Linked DNA regions of Homo sapiens: region 1 is linked to region 2. A link is an interaction called in ENCODE POLR2A ChIA-PET data of the cell type or tissue named here. Cell type or tissue: Panc1. All regions are shown on one strand. Region 1 has its middle 28 kb from the start of BAK1. Region 2 holds the start of LOC124901305 (a long non-coding RNA gene).

The links. Peaks named below come from ENCODE experiments on the same cell type or tissue, not always from the same donor. Only the 100,000 strongest peaks of a DNase experiment are listed, where the experiment ranks them.
Region 1: POLR2A ChIA-PET joins it to region 2 with 17 read pairs; 6 of 35 experiments call an interaction of 5 or more read pairs at or near these places.

Annotation. Positions count from the first base shown.
Region 1 is chr6:33,548,239-33,556,238 of GRCh38, reverse strand. No RefSeq gene overlaps it. Among named protein-coding and RNA genes, the nearest start is that of BAK1, 28 kb to the left of the region's middle. In Panc1, no CTCF peak of the experiment used is centred here; no DNase peak of the experiment used is centred here.
Region 2 is chr6:33,625,282-33,633,281 of GRCh38, reverse strand. All of the region lies in intron 1 of ITPR3 (inositol 1,4,5-trisphosphate receptor type 3), which reads right to left. It overlaps ITPR3-AS1 (ITPR3 antisense RNA 1), which reads left to right. Exons shown (of 2, transcript NR_134628.1): 2 at 269-2,038. It overlaps LOC124901305 (a long non-coding RNA gene), which reads right to left and starts at 3,244. Exons shown (of 2, transcript XR_007059550.1): 1 at 2,898-3,244; 2 at 1,311-1,843. RefSeq lists an enhancer at 3,156-4,032 and a silencer at 4,625-4,674. In Panc1, a CTCF peak has its summit at 548 (motif pointing right); no DNase peak of the experiment used is centred here; H3K4me3 peaks cover 622 bases; H3K27ac peaks cover 535 bases.

The DNA of each region.
Region 1 (8,000 bases), 77 kb after region 2:
TTACAGGTGTAAGCCACCGCACCTGGCTGAGGCTATATTTCAAAAACATAAATAAATAAATAAAATCTGCGTAAATAAATGATTATTTAAGTTTTTCTTATACTCCTTAACATATCCTTTAAACAAAAGAGACAGTTGTACATACTATTTCTATTTTTGAAAACAGGAAACAGGACTGGCATGGTGGCCTGTAATCCCAGCACTTTAAGAGGTCAAGGCAGGCAAATCACCTGAGGTCGGGAGTTCAAGACCAGCATGACCAACGTGGAGAAACCCCATCTCTACTAAAAATACAAAATTAGCAGGGCGTGGTGGCACATGCCTGTAATCCCAGCTATTTGGGAGGCTGAGGCAGGAGAATTGCTTGAACCCGGGAGGCGGAGGTTGCGCTGAGCCGAGATCGCACCATTGCACTCCAGCCTGGGCAACAAGAGCAAAACAAGAGCAAGGAGAGGGTGTCTTTTTGAAGACATTTTTCTTCCTTTTCACGATACTCCCTCTCAGATATGCCTCCCTTCCCAGCTGGGCGCAGCGGCTCACGCCTGTAATCCCAGCACTTTGGGAGGTCAAGATGGGTGGATCACTTGAGGTCAGGAATTTGAGACCAGCCTGGTCAACATGGAGAAACCCCATCTCTACTAAATACACAAAAATTAGCTGGGTGTGGTGGCAGACGCCTGTAATCCCAGCTACTCTGGAGGCTGAGGCAGGAGAAAGAATCGCTTGAACCCAGGAGGCAGAGGTTGCAGTGAGCTGAGACTGTGACACTGCACTACTTAAAAACAAAAACAAAAACAAAAAACGCCTCCCTTCTCCCACTTTCTTTTTTTTTTTTTTGAGATGGAGTCTTGCTCTGTTGCCCAGGCTGGAGTGCAGTGACACTATCTTGGCTCACTGCAACATCTGCCTCCCAGGTTCAAGCAATTATCTTGCTTCAGCCTCCTGAAGAGCTGGGATTACAGGTGCATGCCACTATGCCCGGCTAATTTTTGTATTTTTAGTAGAGACGGGGTTTCACCATGTTGGACCAAGCTGGTCTCGAACACCTGACCTCAGGTGAATTGCCCGCCTTGACCTCCCAAAGTGCTGGGATTACAGGCATGAGACACCACGCCTGGCCCCTTCTCCCACTTTCTAAGAAGAGACTCTGAGATTTTTTTTTTTTTTTAGAAATGTAAATTTCTAAATGTAAACTAGGCTGAGGTCAGTGGATCACACCTATAATCCCAGCACTTTGGGAGGCCGAGGTAGGAGGATCCCTTTAGGCTGGGAGTTTGAGACCAGCCTTGGCAACACAGTGAGACCCCATCTTTACAAAAAAATTTTTTTTTACTTAGCCGAGCATGATGGTGCACGCCTGTAGTACTAGCTACTTGGGAGGCTGAGGTGGGAGGAACCCCTTCAGCCCAGGAGTTCAAGGTTACAGTGAGCTATGATCCTGTCACAGCGCTCCAGCCTAGGCAGCAAAAGGAGACCCTGTCTCTAAGGAAAGAAAAAAGGTAACTTTAAAATTCATTTAGGTAATTATCAGACTTCTTTTTAGTTGTAGGGGCAAATCAATAAGACCATTGTAGAATTATGGCAAGAAAAATATGAACTAAAAGTACTTTATTACTTTGGGAAGGAAAATAGAAATGATCAAATAAAAAAAAACACAAGATTTTTTTCTTTTTTTTAAGCTGGGACTACAGGCACACAGCCCTGAGCCCAGCATAATGTTACTTTTTTTTTTCTTTTGAGACAGAGTCTCGCTTTGTTGCCCAGGCTCGAGTGCAATGGCGAGGTCTCGGCTCACTGCAACCTCTGCTTACCGGGTTCGAGCGATTCTCCTGCCTCAGCCTCCCGAGTAGCTGGGATTACAGGTGCCTGCCATTGCGCCCAGCTAATTTTTTTATTTTTAGTAGAGATGGGGTTTCACCATCTTGGCCAGGCTGGTCTTAAACTTGTGACCTCGTGATCCACCCGCCTTGGCCTCCCAAAGTGTTGGGATTACAGGCATTAGCCACCGTGCCCGGCCCATAATGTTACTTTTTTAATGTAAAGGTTAGAAAAGAGATTTTGGAAGACTGAGATATTCTGTGTGTGTGTTTGGTTTGTTTTGTTTTTTTGAGACGGAGTCTTGCTCTGTCGCAGGCTGGTGTGCAGTGGCGTGATCTCAGCTCACTGCAATCTCTGCCTCCTGGGTTCAAGTGATTCTCCTGCTTCAGCCTCTCGAGTAGCTGGGACTACAGGTGCGCACCACCACGCCCAGCTAATTTTTGTATTTTTAGTAGAGACAGGGTTTCACCATGTTGGCCAGGATGGTCTCGATTTCTTGACCTCGTCATCTGCCTGCCTGGGCCTCCCAAAGTGCTGGGATTACAAGCATGAGCCACTATCCCCGGGCTGGAATCTTCAAGATAACTTGACTTGCCACATTTAAGAGTCTGAATTATTAGGTTTATGAGAATTATTTACATGCTGAATACTTCCTTCTTGTTTGACTTGTAAATCTACCCTGAGGAATTGGAAGTGGTTGGGAAAAAAATCAAGTATATTAAATTTGTAAATGTAGTTTAAATATTTAAGAGAATTTAATTAACTAAGTTTGTAAATGCTATGAGTAATGTTCAAGCAAATTAAATATGTCAAGCCCATGGGCTAATTGTGTATTAATCAAAGAACAAGTTATTACTCTTACTTTTATCCAAAACCTGCAAGATTTCTAAATAGAATATCAGGATATGGAAGTTAAACTTAAAAACATAAGAAGATCTGTTTTTAAGCTTACAACATTAATTGAAGATTAATTTAGGCTAGGGGCAGTGGTGCAAGCCTGTAATCCCAGCACTTTGGGAGGCTGAGGTGGGAGGATCAGTGGAGCTCAGGAGTTCGAGATCAGCCTAGGTAACATCATGAAACTCTGTCTCTACAGAAAATACAAAAATTAGCCAGGCATGTGTGGTGCGCGACTGCAGTCCCAACTACTCCTCAGGTTGAGGTGGGGGGAAGGCTTGAGCCCAGGAGGTTGAGGCTGCAGTGAGCTGTGATTGTGCCACTGTACTCCAGCCTGGGTGACAGAGTAAGACACTGTCTCTCTTTTTTTTTTTTTTTTTGAGACAGAGTCTGGCTGTGTCACCCAGGCTGGAGTGCAATGCTGCAATTTTGGCTCACTGCCATCTCTGCCTCCCGGATTTAAGCAATTCTCCTGCCTCAGCCTTCCAGGTAGCTGGGATTACAGGCGAGTGCCATCATGCCCAGCTAATTTTTTTCAATTTTTTTGGAGATGAGGTCTCACTCTGTTGCCAGGGCTGATCTTGAACTCCTGGGCTCAAAAGATTCTCCCACCTCCGCCTCCCAAAGTGCTGAGATTATAGGGCTGAGCCACCTTCCAGGCCTTAACTTTTGTAAGAATACACATTTTGGCCGGGCGCAGTGGCTCAGGCCTGTAATCCCAGCACTTTGGGAGCTCAAGGTGGGTGGATCTCTTGAGGTCAGGAGTTCGAGACCAGCCTGGGCAACATGGTGAAACCACATCTCTATTAAAAATACAAAAATTAGCCAGGAATAGTGGCACACGCCTGTAGTCCCAGCTACTCAGGAGGCTGAGGCAGGAGAATCGCTTGAACCCGGGAGGCGGAGGTTGCAGTGAGCTGAGATCGAGCCACTGCACTCCAGCCTGGGCGACAAAGCGAGACTCTGTCTAAAATAAACAAATACATACATACACATTTTGTCAGAGTAGTTTGAGGGTAGGATCCAATGAAGGGCTTAGCAAGTACCTGGCATGAAATAAAGTAAATAAATTTGCTGACTGTGCTTGCTCATGCATCTTTTTTTTTTTTTTTTTTTTTTTTTGAGATGGAGTTTTGGTCTTGCTCTTTTTGGTTATCACCTCTATATTCCACAGCACCCACAAGCTTCAATGCTTACTCTTTCAATGGTCTTTCTCTTGGTCCAGTATTTAGAAATTTGGCTTATATAATAGTAAAATCGAAATAAAAAAAATACTTTAGGCCAGATGCAGTAGCTCACACCTGCAATCCCAGCACTTTTTTTTTTTTTGAGACAGGGTCTCACTCTGTCACCCAGGCTGCAGTGTAGTGGTGCGATCTTGGCTCACTGCAGCCTTGACCTCTCAATCTTAGCCTCCCGAGTAGCTGGGACTATACGTGTGCACCACCACGCCCGGCTAATTTGTTGTTGTAGAGAAGGGTTTTCGCCACGTTGCCCATGCTGGTCTTGAACCCCTGGACTCAATCCTCCCACCTCCGTCTCCCAAAGTACTAGTATTACAGGCATGAGCCACCACATTCGGCCAATTCCAGAACTTTGGAAGGCCAAGGGCTGGTGGATTGCTTGAGCCCAGGAATTCAGGATCAGCCTGAGCAATATAGTGAGACCCAGTCTCTATCAGAATTTTTAAAAAATTAGCCAGGCTGGTGGCATGAACCCGTGGTCCCAGTTACTTGGGAGGCTGAGGTAGGAGGATTGCTTCAGCCTGGCAGTCGAGGCTGCACAGAGCTGTGATTGCACCACTGCATTCCTGCCTGGGCAGCAGAGAGAGACTCTTCTCAAAACAAAAAGAAAAAACCACACACACACAAACAAAAGTATTTGATGCTAAAAGATGTTAATTCCTGGCAAAATCTCAATTAACCAAAGATTAGGATAGTAAGGAAAAACACTAGGGAAATGGTTGTGCAAATTTGTCTCTAAAAGGATTTATGCTGTTTGCAATACCTTTAAAACAAAACAAGAAAGATAAGGCAAGGGGAAAACAAAGATAGCAAAGTGGGAGGGGGAAGATTAACAGAATGGAAAAAAAAATGCACATTCTAACATCATGTATCCTTCCTTGCCCTATAAAATTAGCTCTAAGCTTTCTTTCTTTCTGTTTTTGTTTTTTTTTTTTTAAGACAGAGTCTCTCACTGTCGCCCCGGCTGGAGTCTGGAGTACAGCGGCACGATCTCAGCTCACTGCAACCTCTGCCTCCGCCTCCCGGGTTCAAGCCATTCTCCTGTCTCAGCTTTCCGAGCAGCTGGGATTACAGGCGCCCGCCACCACGCCCAGCTAATGTTTGTATTTTTAGCAGAGACAGGGTTTCACCGTGTTGGCTAGGCTGGTCTCAAACTCCCGACCTCGTGATTCACCTGCCTCGGCCTCCCAAAGTGTTGGGATTACAGGCATGAGCCACCATGCCCAGCTTTTTTTTTTTTTTTTTTTTTTTTTTTTTTGAGACAGAGTCTCCCTCTGTTGCCCAGGCTAGAGGAAGTCGCTTGATCTCAACTCACTGCAACCTCCACCTGCTGAGTTCAAGCGACTATCGTGCCTCAACCTCCCCAGTAGCTGGGATTCCAGGTGTGTGCCACCACACCCAGCTAATTTTTTGTATTATTATTATTATTTGTATTTTTAGTAGAGACGGGTTTCACCATGTTGGCCAGGCTGGTCTCAAACTCCTGATCTCAGATGATCCACCTGCCTTGGCTTCCCAAAGTGCTGGGATTACAAGCGTGAGCCACCGTGCCCCGCCTATATTCAGTATTTAGTAGTCACATGCTATACAGGTTTGTAGCCTTGGAGCAACAGGTTTACCATAATAGTCTAGGTGTGTAGTAGACTATACTAGCTAGGTTTGTATAAGTGTACTCCATAATGTTGGTAGGACAACTGATTTGCTTAACACTGCATTTCTCGGGGCTGGGAGCAGTGGCTCACACCTGTAATCCCAGCACTTTGGGAGGCAGAGGTGGGTGGATCAACTGAGGTCAGGAGTTCGAGACCAGCCTGGCCAACATGACAAAATCCCGTTTCTACTAAAAATACAAAAATTAGCCAGGCGTGGTGGCGCACACCTGTAATCCCAGCTACTTGGGAGGCTGAAGCAGGAGAATCGCTTGAACCCAGGAGGCGGAGGTCACAATGAGCCGAGATCAAGACACTGCACTCCAGCCTGGGCAACAGAGCAAGAGTCCATCTAAAAATAAATAAATAAATAAAATAAAACAATGCGTTTCTGAGAATGTATCCCCATCATTAAGCAACACACAACTGTAGCTGAGATCCCTCAGAACTGCCCTCTTTTAACAGATAAGAATCAGTCATGAGGTTGTCCCAGCTGCTCAGGAGGCTGAGCCAGGAGGACTCTGCTCGGGCCTAGGAGTTCAAGGCTGTAATGTACTGTGATCATACCTGGGATACCTGAGAAGAGCCACTGCATTCCAGCTGGGGCAACACAGCAAGATCTGTCTGAAAAAAAAAAAAAGAATCAGACATGAGTATAGAAGTAGAAATAATATCTTACCACTAGGACCTCAAGGCTCTCCCAGGTAATAGGGGGTTCAGGAACAGCTCTAACCACCAGTGCTCTGGCCAACAGAGGGCTTGCCATACCAATAAGGGGCACAGAGGCACAGGCAAATTATCTTTCTCTCTCTCTTTTTTTTTTTTTTTTTTTTTGAGACAGAGTCTTGCTCTGTCACTCCAGCCTCCAGGCTGGAGTGCAATGGCGCACTCTCAGCTTACTGCAACCTCTGCCTTCCGGGCTCCAGCAATTCTCCTGCCCCAGCCTCCTGAGTAGCTGGCATGTACCATGACACCCAACTAATTTTTGTATTTTTAGTAGAGTCAAGGTTTTGCCATGTTGGCCAGGCTTGTCTCGAATGCCTGATCTTAAGTGATCTACCCGCCTTGGACTCCCAAAGTGCTGGGATTACAGGCTTGAGCTATCACGCCCGACCTGGCACAGGCAAATTCTAAGCCTTTTGTCTGACACAAAAATAAGACTGCTTACTAAGATAACAAGCTAAGAGGTCTAGTTTGACACATCCTACAACGTGCGGGAGGAAGAATGGGGAAGAGCCCACAGCTGGTAAGAAACTGCAGGTAAGTCCTCCAGTCAGAGGCTGTGAGTCACAGGAAAGTCCTTACTCCATAATTCTCACTAGGTGCAGTGGCTCACGCATTTAATCCCAAGACTTTGGGAGGCCAAGGCGGGAGGTGTTGCTTGAGCCCTGGAGTTCAAGACCACAGGAAGGACTTACAACATAGGAAGAGGCGTCTCTATAGAGGCTCATAAATTAACCAGGCCTGGTGGCGCACATCTTTAGTCCCAACTATTTGGGAGGCTTGAGGCAGGAGAATCCCTTGAACCCGGGAGGCAGAGGCTGCAGTGAGCTGAGATCGCGCCACTGCACTCCAGCCTGGGTGACAGAGGGAGATTCCGTCTTGAAAATAAATAAATAAAAATAAATACTGAATATAATAATACCATGGTAGGTATTTGTGTATCTAAACATGGAAAAGGTACAGTAAAAATACCACATTATAATCTTATGAGACCACCTTCTGTCATTGACCAAAACGGTAATGGGGTGCATGACTATGTTGCTTGCTTTTCTCACACCTGGAGTCTCTGTGGGTTGTCTGCACAGCAGGAGCCCAGCCCTGGGACTGACTGTAGGCTTCCAGGGTGGCCGCTCACCGCCACTGTCCTTCAGGTCATCCTAGACACACAAGAAGGACGTGCCCAGCAGGACTATATTGTTTTCCACACCTCAGAGTATAGCCTGACCCCTGAGAGAGCTTATTTCTCCAACTTCCTCAAATAGATGAAATGATTTTTTAGCTCTTTTTTGTCACTCTACTCTTGTATTGAAATGATTTAATTAGATTAAAATTGGGGGGACATTAAGGTAGAAGACTCCTACCTACAGTTTGCCAGCCCCTCATACTTTGTAGTTCAAAGAGAAGTCTCCCTATTGTTGGAGAAAGGATGAAAGGACGGGGTGGGGGTTAACTCCACCCCTGATATGAATGTGATAGAAAAGAGATTCTCAGGATATCATCTAAAAATGAAAGCAGGAAACAGATTCAGCTTTAACTACCCATTGTCAGTATTTTTGTGGTCACTAGGAGAAAAACTTTTTTTTTTTTTTTGAGACGGAGTCTCACTCACTTGTCACCCAGGCTGGAGTGCAGTGGTGCAATCTCGGCTCACTGCAACCTCCGCCTCCTG
Region 2 (8,000 bases):
GTTCCCACCCTTTACCAGCCCACCGATCTCTCACTGTCCAGCCTCTACTAGGATGACGCCCCATCCCACTCCTGCCATCTCAAGGCCAAGCTGAGGCTCCCGTGTGGTTCCCTGCCCACGCCCCGCTACGCCCACCACCGGCATCGCCCCTCACCTAGAGGCCGGTGGTACCCCAGCCAAGATCACAAAAAAACTGCCCCTCCATCGCGCGACTCTATAGTTTATCAATCGTTTTTACATCCAGTATCTCATTGTGTTCTTACCACAGTCCAGAGTGAGGCCCACAGAGTGGATGGAACCCCTGAGCCACACAGCTGGTCAGAGAATGGCACAGACACAACCCAGGCCTCCATCTACTCGACAGACCTCACCACGAGCCTACTATGTGCTGGGTGTGGTCCCCACCCTCTGGGATCTCCTGCGACCACGCTGAGTGCCGAGGACAGGAGCCCTGTCTACACCTGTGTGTCCCCTTCTCCCCTCCAGGACCAGCCCAGCAGAGGCTCAGGAGCCCAGAGGACAACAGTCCCTGCAGTGCGCCTTCCATCCACTGGGAGGCACAAGACCAGTCTGAACAGCAGAGGGAGCAGGAGGATGGGGCTACAGGGAAAGGGTCCTGGCTGGAGGCCTGTGGGCAGGCAGGGCTGTTCTGGGCCCTCTGGAGAGGAGCTGGTTGACAGCTTGTTCTAGGGTTGCAGGAGGGCACAGTCCCTGAAATGCCCACGGGGTCTACACCCCAAGACCTTGATCTGAGGTAGGAGAGGAAGACAGCTGCATCCCATTCTGCCCCATTCCACCCTGCGTGGACTTTGAGATCCAGGTGGGCGCCATGGGAAAGGTAGCAGGGTGGGTCAGTGCTGTCTGGAAAGATTAGATAAGGAGGAGGAAGGGAGCTAGATAGAAGTGGGGCAGGTGACTATCAAGGAGCCTGACTCAAAACCTACCACCTTGGCCACCATCAGAGCACCATGGGAGGGGGAATGACAGACTGGGGGAATGACAGACTGGGGAAATCCCCGAGGGACCCTGAACAACCCTCCCCCCACCCCCATTCAGCTGTGGATGAGAAAACTGTCCCTGGGGCATGGAGGAGAAACTGACCCGCCCAGGTCACACAAGTTAATGGAACAGCAAGTTCCAGATCCCAGGTCTTCTGGCTCCCAGCCCCAGACACTGGCTGTGGGTGGAGGATTACCCAGGTGCCAAGGCAAGAGACTGAAGGCACAAACTGTTTCAGTATAATAAAAAAAATAGAATAAGAATAGTCATAATACAAATTAGATATAGAGATGATCATGGACAATTAGCAATCACTATTAATCTTTAGCTTTTAATATTACTCTTTGTTGCATTACTAATATAACCTAGGAATAACCGGTGGGTATAGGGTCAGGTGCTGAAGGGACATTGTGAGAAGTGACCTGGAAGGCAAGAGGTGAGCCCTCTGTCACGCCCACATAAGGGCCGCTTGAGGGCTCCTTGGTCAAGTGGTAACGCCAGTGTCTGGGAATGCACCCGTTAATTAGCAGACCGCGAAAGGGAGTCTCCTTTCCTTGGAAGAGTTGGGGAACACTCTGCTCCACCAGCTTCTTGTGGAAGGCTGGATATTATCCAGGCCTGCGCGCAGTCATCCGGAGGCTTAAACCCTTCCCTGTGGTGCTGTGCTTCAATGGTCCCACTCCTTGTCCACTTTCATGCTCCTCCCGTACTCCTGGTTCCTCTTTGAAGAGCGCAGTAGATAGCGGTAGAAGAAATAGTGAAAGTCTTAAAGTCTTCGATCTTTCTTACAAGTGCAGAGAAGAAAACGCTGACATATGCTGCCTTCCCTCTCTGCTTCGGCTACCTAAAAGGGAAGGGCCGCCTATCCTGTAATCACATGACTTGCTTCACCTTGTCAATCACTTAGAAGATTCACCCTCCTTACCCTGCCCCCTTGTCTTGTATGCAATAAATATCAGTGACCCCAGCCGTTCAGGGCCACTACTGGTCTCCGCGTCTTGATGGTAGTGGTCACCCCGGCCCAGGTGTTTTTTCTTTATCTCTTTGTCTTGTGCTTTTATTTATTACAATCTCTCATCTCCGCACATGGGGAGAACACCCACTAAGCCCCGTAGGGCTAGACCCTACAACTGGCCACCACTCCACAGATGCAGGCCAGCCCCAAGGAGGCCACTCCAACAGCAGGCACTGTCAGAACACTGGGATGGGCTGGTGGTGGGTGGGAAGCCTGGGGGGCCCTTTCTCCAGATAGCCAAAGTCACACCTACTAGGCGGAATGTTAAGAGAGAAACCCAGATTCACTGGTTGGGGCTCCTGGCTCATCAGAGAAAAGAAATTAACTCCTGCATCCCTGCAAAAGCAACCATTTCCTTTACCTCTACATATCTTTACCAAGAATCCACCCTGTGCCAACCAACGGGGGGCCAGACAGTATATGGAATATATAGAATTTTAAAACAAGTACAGCTAAAGCCTTCAGAAAGCTTAAAGTCTAGAAAGGACAATAAGCCGCACACGCAGAGAACCCAAATAGTCTCTCCAGGAAGAATGGAGATAGCAAGAACAACTAAACTTGGCCCAGTAGAAATAAAGGTCGGGGCCAGTGTGCCACCCTGCCTCTGCCACAGGCCTGGGTTTCTGGCTGTCAGGGTCAGGCGGGCTGTCTGACAAGTCCTGGGGTCTCTACAGCGGTGCTGGGTGCATGGGAGGACATATCTGTAAGGCCAAGGAGAAGAAAGACAGGGAGCAGGAGACCAAAGGGAAAGCTGGGAAGAGAGGGAGAAAAGGTGCAACCATGGGCCGCCAGCCAGCCCTTGCCTCATATATTTGGCCTGCCAGCCCCAGGCTTGTCTCCCACTCTCCATAACCCAGAACTGGACTCTCTCAGTCTTTCTCACTTGACAGAGTAACTGAGGCTGTAGGACCCTCAGCAGGGCAGACCCTCAGGCCAACTCGCCCTGGCTCCAAACCTCCGCAGAGCTCTCTGGGAAACAAAGCAACAAAGGCAGCCCTGACAAATCAATCCAGAAAGTGAAGCAGCCTACACCACAACCCCGCCTTGCCAGAAACTCAGTGTTCATGGTGGAAAAGGAGATGAGGGCGGGGCGCTGTTTTAGATTAAAGGAAACTGAAGAGGCATAAGAAAATGTAACACGAGTACCTTGACAGGATCTCGATGGTTTTTCTTTTTTTTTGACGGAGTCTCACTCTGTTGCCAGGCTGGAGTGCAGTGGCACGATCTCAGCTCACTGCAACCCCCACCTCCCGGGTTCAAGTGATTCTCCTGCCTCAGCCTCCCGAGTAGCTGGGACCACAGGCATGTGCCACGATGCCCAGCTAATTCTTGTATTTTTAGTAGAGACGGAGTTTCACCACGTTGGCCAGGATGGTCTTGATCTCTTGACCTCGTGATCCGCCTGCCTCAGCCTCCCAAAGAGCTGGGATTACAGGCATGAGCCACTGCGCCTGGCCTAGGATCCTGATTTAAAGAAACCAATGGTCAGGCCCGGCGTGGTGGCTCACGCCTGTAATCCCAACACTTTGGGAGGCTGAGGCGGGCAGATCACCTGAGGTTAGGAGTTCAAGACCAGCCTGCCCAACATGGTGAAACCCGTCTCTACTAAAAATACAAAAATTAGCTGGGCGTGGTGGCTGGCACTGGTAATCCCAGCTACTCTGGAGGCTGAGGCAGGAGAATCACTCGAACCCGGGAGGCAGAGGCTGCAGTGAGCCGAGATTGCACCATTGCACTCTAGCCTGGGCTACAAGAGGGAAACTCCATCTCAAAAAAAAAAAAAAAGAAACCAATGGTCGGTCAAACACAGACAACCTGGGCCCAGTGGCTGTAATCCCAGCACTTTGGGAGGCCAAGACAGGAGGATTGCTTGAGCTCAGGAGTTCGAGGTTACAGTGAACTCTGATCACACCACTGAGGACAATGGGCACATCTGACTATGGATTGGGCCCTGAATGCTATTAGGAAACTATTAATTGGTGTGATCACAACACTGTAGTTACATAGGGATGTATAATAAAATATTTAGAGGTGAAAAAGATGCAATGTATGTAATTTATCATAAAATACTTCAGCAAAAAATACAAATATCAAATGTGACCACTGTAAACAATGATTAAGTCTAGGTGGTAAGCAAATTGGTGTTCTAAATGCTTCCCACTACTTTTCCTGAATTGTATTTATGCCTCAGGCTGTGAGAGCATAGGTAAAGGCCAGGGCCACCCAATGTAAGTGATCTGTAAAGTCTACCCACTGCCATCATCATCATCATCTTTGAGACACAGACTTAATTTTCCCTCCCATTACCTATATCACCCCCATCATCTATTTCTAGACTCATACTGGAGAAGAGGGCTCTCCTGCACTGTGCAGGAAGGGCTAATGGCTGGCTGGCTGGCGGGCTGGCTGGCTGAGCGATGGGGAGAGCAATTTGCTAACCAAATATGCACAGGTGTCTGCCTCAAGCACCTGCAGCTGCTCCTGGACTGAGATTTGTGTTGACAGCCCCTTCCGGCTCTGCCCACCTGCTGACCAAAAAAACATAGCACTCTGGCCATTTTACTCCCTCACTGAAGCCTCTGCAATGAGTCTCTCCTGACTGTCTCCCCAAGTGGAAATCCCTCTGTAATGTGGCATGTGGCTCCACCCAGTTCCATCCCCAGCCCACACCCTGGACTCACTGTGTTGTGAACGCCCAGCCTCATTTCTGCACCCACGATTTCTCTCACAGTCCCTAGCCTGAAAGGCCCTACAAACTTCTCTTCTCAGTCCCCTGCTGCGTGACCCCAAGCTCTCCAAGCCAGGTGTCCTGACTGCAGGGAATTGTGACTGCAGGTACAAATGCTGGGTGTCACTGGCACCTTTCGCATGACCAGCCTGACATACCCAGGGGGCTCAGAGCTCACATTCAGAGGCCTGTGATGAACTTAGTAGAGATCTGCGTTCTGCTTTCCTCCTTCCCCCACCCCAGGTTTCTTCCCTTCCACTCACACAGCCCTCACTCCCAGAGAGGGGTGTCCCAGCCCCACATGGGGTGAAGTCTAGAGAGCAGGGCTGGGGGTGGACATGCAGGGACTCCAGGCATGTGTGCAGAGGTCATCCAAACCCAGAAACCTCCCCCTAAGCTGAAAACAGAAAGCTGGTGTGGCCCCACCCTAAAACTCAGCATGTGTCCCCACCCCCAACCCAAGCCACCGCCCCAGTGGGCCAAGCTAGGGAGGGGATATGGGGTCAGGAATGTAGGGCAGGGCAGAGTGTAATCAAGTGGCTCCAGCAGGATTCTTTCAGGCCGGCAGGATTCAGGCCGAGCAGTTGGATGCAGCCTGAGACCCTGGAGTCTCAAGGTGGATGTGTGGCACTGGTTCTAGGCTGAGCCAACCCCGCGCCACCCCCTCTCCACTTCATCCCTTCTCCATCACATCCTCGCACTGCCTGGGAAGTGCCTAGTACCTAACCTTGAGGGCAGAGGCTGGTCTTACTCCCCACATGCTAGTGCAACACTCACACATGACATGAATCATGTCTGACCCTCTGTGGCACCAAGTTCTGTTCCTATACCCCTCCACCACCACAGAAACACAAAAAGTTAGACAGCCTAAGAGTTAAAGGTGTACCTTGTCTTTGATCTCCATTTCTGGGAACGTATTACCTGAGAGGATAACTATAACTAGACAAGTGTTCAGGCATGCATGCACTAGGATGTTCAGGGCAAATTGTTCTTAACAGCAAAAATTTACAAAGAGCCTGAATGTTGAATACTAGAGTTGCTTAAATAAATTAAGGTACAGCATACCATGGCTGTGCAGCCATAACAATGGTGTGTTGGCATGGGAAAATACAGCTCACTATATATATGCAAAAAAGGACAGGGTACAAAGCCATACGTGCAGTTTGATATTGTTTGTAAATGTTCATTTATGAATATAAAAGGCTAGAAGGTCATAGGGAATGTTCATGTAAGCCATAGTGGTATTACAGATCATTTTTTTGAGTTTTTCACATTTTCTCCATGGAATGTATATTTTTTTTTAATCTGAAAAAATATATATATTTTCAAAAAATGAGTTGCATGGATTAGGCTAAGACCAAGAATCTGCCTTGAGGTACAGAACAGAAGTCTAACATCTTCTTCCAATGAAATCACAATTAAATGAAAGCCAAGCCGGGTACAGTGGCTCATGCCTGTAATCCCAGCACTTTGGGAAGCCGAGGCAGGCAGATCACCTGAGGTCAGCAGTTCAAGACCAGCTTGACCAACATGGAGAAACCCCATCTCTACTAAAAATACAAAAAAATTAGCCGGGCGTGGTGGCACATGCCTGTAATCCCAGCTACTCGGGAGGCTGAGGCAGGAGAATCGCTTGAACCTGGGAGGCGAAGGTTGTGGTGAGCTGAGATTGTGCCATTGTACTCCAGCCTGGAAAACAAGAGCAAAACTCTCTCCAAAAAAATAAAAGAAAGAAAGCCAAGACAGGTCTGAAATCCACCCAGGGAATGCTATCAGCGAGGGAAAGGCAGTCCCCTGCTCCTGGAATTACATGTGTCTCAGACTTAAGGCTCAAAGGGCCCCACTGCACAGAACGGAACAAGCTGGACCTGTGCCTTGGGTACCACTGATTCTGCAGTGCCTAAAACAGTGCCTTGCCTAGCACATGGTAGATGCCTAATAAATGTTTGTTGAATGACATTATGAAGTCTGATGAGGGCAAAGAGATGGGCCTTCTGGGCTGAGGGGCAGGTAGACCTAGCAGGCAGGCTTCCTCACAGCCTGTCAGCCTGGGAGGGCCCCCAGATCAGGGATCCCGGCCCCAGGTACTCATTAAAACCACCTGGAGAACTTTTTAAAAATCTAACACCCAGACCTTAGCCCTAGAGATGGTGATTCAGTTGGTCTGGCATGGGACTTGGGAGCTGAAATTTTTTTTTTAATCCCCAGGTGATTCTCAGGTACAGCCAGAGCACCATAGAGGATAATGCAGGCTGACGGAAACTCACTCTGAGAAGGCAGGGCCTTGTTCAAAGCATCCAGCAACGGCCAGGCACGGCGGCTCATGCCTGTAATCCCAGCACTTTGGGAGGCAGAGGAGGGAGGATCACTTGAGCCCAGGAGTTTTAGATTAGCTTGGGCAGCAAGGGGAGACCCCATCTCTATAAAAAATACAAAAACTAGCCAGATGCGGTAGCACACGCCTGTAGTCCCAGCTACTCGGGCGGCTGAGTTGTAAGGATTGCTTGAGCCTGGGAGATTAAGGCTGCAGTGAACCCAGATCACACTACTGCATTCCAGCCTGGGTGACAAAGACCCCATTTCAAACAAAACAAAACAGAAACCACCCAACAAGTTGGTGATGGAACATGAGACAGACACCCTTCCTGAGAGCTATGCCTCTGAGGTTTCCGACCTAGGGATCCTGAGCCTGGAGACCTGGGGCTTCGTCTATATTCACCCCCATACTTCTTGGGTCCTGACCTCCAGGGAAGCAGGTCAGGCTGGCAGGTAGACAGAGAATCCCATGGGTAAGAGGCAGCATCTCCTACTCACTATGATTACCCAGCCCTGGGTGATCCAGGTCCAGAGGCCCTGAGAGCTCCAAATAGGCTCCAAGGCTGAGCCATGGGTGGGCAGAGGCACTTTGACAAATGTTGAAAGCTCAGCTCCAAGACCCAGTTCACCTGCACTCCCCCAGTTTACTTTCTGTGGGTCTGGGGCTACCTCTCTGGGTACTCATAAGAGATCTTCGCCAGGCACAGTGGCTCGCGGCTGTAATCCCAACACTTTGGGAGGCCGAGGCAGGCGGATCATCTGAGGTCGGGAGTTTGAGACCAGCCTGACCAACATGGAGAAACCCAGTCTCTACTAAAAATACAAAATTAGCTGGGTGTGGAGGCACATGCCTGTAATCCCAGCTACTCGGGAGGCTGAGGCAGAAGAATCGCTTGAACCCAGGAGGCTGAGGTTGCAGTGAACTAAGATCGCCCCATTGTA